Regions from separate parts of the Homo sapiens genome. Here region 1 is linked to region 2. Evidence: read pairs that join two places in POLR2A ChIA-PET (ENCODE). Cell type or tissue: B cell. All regions are shown on one strand. Links, peaks and the distances in the headings refer to the core of each region. The heading gives the core; the rest is flanking DNA.

Region 1 (2,918 bases), core at 304-2,803, 120 kb after region 2:
TTTTGAGACAGAGTCTCGCTCAGCCGCCCAGGCTTGAGTGCAGTGGCACAATCTCGGCTCACTGTAACCTCCGCCTCCCAGGTTCAAGATATTCTACTGCCTTAGCTTCCTGAGTAGCTGGGATTAAAGGCACACGCCATTATGCCCGGTTAATTTTTGTATTTTTAGTAGAGACAGGGTTTCACCATGTTGGCCAGGCTGGTCTAGAACTCCTGGCCTCAAGTGATCTGCCCACCTCGGCCTCCCAAAGTGCTGGGATTACAGGCATGAGCCACCATGCTTGCCAGAATACTATGTATTTTGAGTCAGATCAATAAATACTTTTTTTGGTATAAGTTAAATTTTGTTTTACAAAATGTAGTAATAATTGCTGTGTTCTAACACTGGTATAGGTTTAAAATAGCAAAATTATAGACAGAAGATTACTAATAGAAAAATAATAAAAAAGAACTGTTTTCAAGAAAAAATGATGTGAAAATTGCTTTGACCAAAAAAAAAATTTTTTTTTTTTTACAAATCACTTACAGAATGTATCACTTCTGACAATTATGAAAATAATCTCAACAGCACAAAAGCAAAAAAAAAAAAAATCAGATAACATACCTTGCTTAATTTTGCCCCCAAACTGGTCTTCCAAAAGCCCATGAACCACTAATTTATAGATCATGGCTTGCGCTCGTTCCAGATCAGCTAATCCCAATGCTCTCTTTATGGGTGACCGCATGACTGCTCGCTTCACCATGTGTCGCATCAAGAACTGCAGGGCTGCTCGCATCTCCACGTCTTCATGAACAACTGGAGAACTTGCACAGTCTGAGTTGTGGCCATTTTCAGCCAGAACTTTTGGTATCAGCAACAGCTCAGCATATTTACTACAGCCAAGAAGGGCACTAAGTGACTTCATAGCACCGAGGTAAAGATAGGACAGCTGGACTGCTCTGATTTCTGACTGGGCTACATCATGGTTTTTGGACATGTGTTCATGATTTTTTCTTTTCCCTTCTGTTATTTGATGTTGGGATTCCACACTTGGCAGTGTTGGATCTAAAGAAAATGAAGCGATTTCATTTTCTGATTTGGAGCTTGTGGTACTCTGACTTTTGACGTCATCAGATGTTAGGCCTGTTCGCATATCTAAAGCGGATTCACTCTCAGGTTTCTGCTCAACATCCCCTTTCTCCTCGGATTCATGTCGGTGTTTCTTTTCATGTCGTTTGGTGCTCTGTTTGCCCATGTCTTCATGAACGCCAGTGAGATATGTTAGGTCCAGCAGCACAGAAGCCGTCAGGCCTCGGAATCGCGCCACATCAAACGGCAATGGTTCACAGGGTTCCAGATTATACAATGGAGTATCACTAGGCGACCAAAAAGTTGGGAAGCTTTAATAAAGATCAGAATGACACAGGAAGAAGCAAGTGAGGGAAAGACGGGAGGAAGGTACGGAAAATAATGTAGACAAAATAAGGTGCATCATGTACACAATACAGAGAATAATTTACACAAACTAGAGAAATCATTACAAACACAGAGAAAAACGAGTCTATTATGAGAAAATGGGGAGATGTGATACTAAATGCAGAAGCAATGAGATGCTTTCAAATAAGAATATTCACTAATATATAATGTATGCCAGGAGTTAGCAAACTTTCTGTAAGGGGCCAGACAGGAAATATTTTAGACTCTGCAGGGCACACAGTCTCAGCTGCAACCACTCAACCCTGCCATCATAGTGCAAAAGCAGCCACTGATACAACTAAACAAATGGGTGTGGCTGTGTACCTTTACTTATAAAAACAGGAGGTTGGTCAGATGTAGTTTGATGTAAGCTATTCAGAAAATTTGTATAATAAATCTAGTTTATAAATGGTTACTTATAACTTATTTCAGTGAGGACTTCATTTCATAAAAAAGTTTACTTTGTAGTCTCAAATAATGCCTCTATAGTTTAAGCCAAAATATAATTATATATTTCCTGATATTGGCAAGAACTTCCTGAAGTTTAAGAATGATATAATTATACAAAATGTAATAAAAAGCTTTTGCTGGTATAAAGTTTTGTTGTTCTAACCTAAATCTTGGTTCTATATTACCTTTCTATTTTCCTCTAGGCTCATTTTTCTTGTTTTAATTTATTAATTCACTTATTTTGCTATACTGTATACATCTTTTTTTTTTTTTTTTTGGAGACGGAGTCTTGTTCTGTCACCCAGGCTGCAGTGCAGTGGTGCGATCTCAGCTCACTGCAACCTCTGACTACTGAGTTCAAGAGATTCTCCTGCCTTAGCTCCCTGAGTAGCTGGGATTACAGGCGCACGCCACTACGGCTGGCTTTTTTGTATTTTTAGTAGAAAGAAGGTTTTGCCATGGTGGCCAGGCCGGTCTCAAACTCCTGACCTCAGGTGATCTGCCTGCCTCTGCCTCCCAAACTGCCGGGATTACAAGTGTGAGCCACCAAGCCCAGCCTACTGTATGCATCTTAACCAGGCATCATAAATCCTTTCTGAAACAAGGCAAAGAATGAGAGGAAAGGTCGACACTTGCATGTCATTCTGTAAAGCTGTCACTGGTTTCTTAGCTTGGTAGAATGGAGGGGAAGGCAGAGTCCATTAACCCCTGAAATTGTGTGTAAAGTTTATGTGTATGTATTTTTTGGCTAAGATGATCCATAGCATTCACTAAATTCTGAAACAGTACCACTCCAAAACCACAAAGAACCACTGTTTTAGATATTGTTCCGGCCGAGCGTGGTGGCTCATGTCTGTAATCTCAGCACTTTGGGAGGCCGAGGCAGGTGGATCACTTGAGGTCAGGAGTTCAAGACCAACCTGGGTAACATGGTGAAACCCTGTCTCTACAAAAATATAAAAATTAGCCGGGCATGATGGTGGGTGCCTGTAATCCCAGCTACTCGGAAGACT
Region 2 (2,918 bases), core at 311-2,810:
TTGGTCGTTTATGTATGGCTTAGAGTTAAAAGTTTGGGGACAAAAATACTTGGGGTGTATATATTTATATTTTTTCCATTTCTCTTAGTTTTTATAGAATCTTAAAAAGGCATTAAGTCTTAAATGTTATTTTAAGGATTTCCTGTTTTTTGCATTGTGTACTCCATGGTACTCATTAATGGTGATTTCCTCATAAGCTTTCAATAAGATACTTCTATTTAGAACAATCCCAGGATCAGAAACAGCCTTCTAAAAATATCCAGACATTTATACAGAGACTAGAGAGTTTGTTTGAAATATTCATTGGACAGAAAAGGACCAATTCCAAATTGGCTTGGTGCTAGATTTCAGAGGCCTTTCCTTAGCTTTGATGTTTGAAACAGTTGGCCTTCCCTTGGCATTACTGATGGCCTCTTCTTGCACCACTTACAGGGAAGCACCACTGCCATTTGTGCCACAGGCCTTCGGAATTTGGGGAACACATGTTTCATGAATGCCATCCTTCAGTCACTCAGGTAACGCTACAGTCAGAGCTTAAGTGTCTGACATTAAAGGTTAAGAGCACGGGCTCTGGCTCCCTATCTCGTCTGCCACTAACTCTAGTCATATGGTTTGGAGCAAGATACCTTAATTTCCTGTGCTTTTGTTTCCTCATCAGTAAAATTGGGGACAGTAGTTCCTACCTCATGGGGTAGTTGGGAAGATTGAATAATGTAATTTGTCTAAAGTACTTAGAGCAGTGTCCTGCAGTGAATAGTTGTTTGCGGTTATTTCCGGTTGCTTTTTGAATAGGCTAGAACTGAGGTCAGCAAACTTTTTCTGTGAAAGGCCTGATAGTAAACATTTTAGTATTTCAGGCTACAGTCTCTCTCAGATATCCCCCACCCCCCCGCTCTTTATTAAAACAACACTTTAGGGCCAGGTGCAGTGGCTCAGGCCTGTAATCCCACCAGCACTTTGGGAGGCTGAGGCGGGCAGATCACCTAAAGTCAGGAGTTTGAGACCAGCCTGGCCAACATAGTGAAACCCCATCTCTACTAAAAATACAAAAATTAGCTGGGCGTGGTGGCATGCGCCTCTAGTCCCAGCTGCTTGGGAGGCTGAGGCAGGAGAATCGCTTGAACCCAGGAGGTGGAAGTTGCAGTGAGCCAAGATGGCGCCACTACACTCCAGCCTGGGTGACAAAGCGAGACCCTGTCTCAAAAATAAATAAATTAATTAATTAATTAAATAAAACAACACTTTAAAAATTTAAAACTCGCTTTAAGAGCTGCCTGGTGGAGGGCTAGATTTGGCCTGTGGGCTACAGTTTGCAGACCCCTGGGTTACAGAGAGCCTTGTTCAGAGAGCTTATTTCAGTCATTAGTTAAGTTTTAACCCATTTATGTCAGAGGTTGCAATTTTTCTGTATGAAAAATCAGACGTTGGTGATGACCTCGATCAGTAAGATATAAATAACTCCCAGAAGCTTAGCGTTCCAATAATGGAACACTAGGCATAAATGGGTTAATCAAGGTCATAAGATGAGATGTCTTCAAAATATGAGACAAGTAGTAAAAATAAAATAGTCAACAAGGCTGACTTAAGTTTTGTAGAATAAATTATTTTGAAAGTTGCATACTTTTAGATTTTAATGAGACATCAAAGGCCAGAATAAATGATCTTCCCAAGGTTACATTGCTGATAAGAAGCAGAAGGCATATTTGATCTCTCCTGGAAGGCACTGCCTCTTAGCTTATCTCTTCTTGCTCAAAGAGGAAATTATAATTACTACTGAATTCTCCTTAGGATTCTGTATAGTGTATCAAAATAATATGGTCGGTTTCATGGTTTGTTTTTATTTGAGGAAATTATTGAATAACTGGAAACAAGCAACCGAAAAGAAAGAAATGGTGACTACCTATAGCTGGAGGGAGAATTGGGGATTTTTTTGAAAAGAGATTTTGTTTTCAGCTCTTTGTTTTTTGTTTTTGTTTTTTTACAAAGTCATCTGTCTATACTGTTTTCTTAGAGAGAAGGAAAAATCATAATGAAGAATCTGAATGCAAGAGATTGCACTGAGTACAGTTTAAATGAGACAATTGAAAAATGGCAGTTTCAAAATGTATATGTAGGCTTCATCAACTTTCTTTACAGTCCTATTCTTTTCTTTTTAAAATATTTTTCCCTTCCTTTTAAAATAGTAACATTGAGCAGTTTTGCTGTTATTTCAAAGAACTGCCCGCCGTGGAGTTAAGGAATGGGAAAACAGCAGGAAGGCGGACATACCACACCAGGAGCCAAGGGGATAACAATGTGTGAGTTATAAGAGTATGTCCTTTCTGGCTTTGAGTTACAAAACAAATTACTTTCACTGGTGGTTTCCATTGTACTAAGTGAGCTAACAGGCACATGCCTTAAAAAAAATCTTCTAAAAATTGTGTTTAAATATCTAGTTAGCAATCTTAATAATTGTTGGAATTCCGGCCGGGTGTGGTGGCTCACGCCTGTTATCCCAGCACTTTGGGATGCTGAGGCGGGTGGATCACCTGAGGTCAGTCAAGACCAGCCTGGTCAACATGGTGAAACCCCATCTCTACTAAATATACAAAAATTAGCCGGGCATGGTGGCGGGTACCTGTAATCCCAGCTACTCGGGAGGCTGAGGCAGGAGAATCGCTTGAACCCAAGAGGCAGAGGTTGCGGTGAGCCGAGATCGCGCCACTGCCCTCCAGCCTAGGTGACAGGGCGAGACTCCATCTCAAAAAAAAAAAAAAAAATTGTTGGGATTCCTTTATTTACCGTAACAGGAGGGATAAATTTAGCATTCTACTTATTGACTCTGCAGATTTGGGCATTCTAGAATTGGCATCTAGATATGAAGTGCAGTTCTAGGTGTAGATGACTATGAATCTCATTAGTCCATGTGAGTTGATTTG

Evidence for each region. Peaks named below come from ENCODE experiments on the same cell type or tissue, not always from the same donor. Only the 100,000 strongest peaks of a DNase experiment are listed, where the experiment ranks them.
Region 1: POLR2A ChIA-PET joins it to region 2 with 7 read pairs; 2 of 35 experiments call an interaction of 5 or more read pairs at or near these places.

Annotation. Positions count from the first base shown.
Region 1 is chr15:63,673,739-63,676,656 of GRCh38, forward strand. It overlaps HERC1 (HECT and RLD domain containing E3 ubiquitin protein ligase family member 1), which reads right to left. Exons shown (of 78, transcript NM_003922.4): 38 at 604-1,379. Among named protein-coding and RNA genes, the nearest start is that of USP3-AS1, 74 kb to the left of the region's middle. In B cell, for the core only: no CTCF peak of the experiment used is centred there; no DNase peak of the experiment used is centred there; H3K27ac peaks cover 1,292 bases.
Region 2 is chr15:63,557,674-63,560,591 of GRCh38, forward strand. USP3 (ubiquitin specific peptidase 3) reads left to right here. Exons shown (of 15, transcript NM_006537.4): 6 at 433-515; 7 at 2,184-2,297. Among named protein-coding and RNA genes, the nearest start is that of FBXL22, 38 kb to the right of the region's middle. RefSeq lists an enhancer at 2,012-2,565. In B cell, for the core only: no CTCF peak of the experiment used is centred there; no DNase peak of the experiment used is centred there.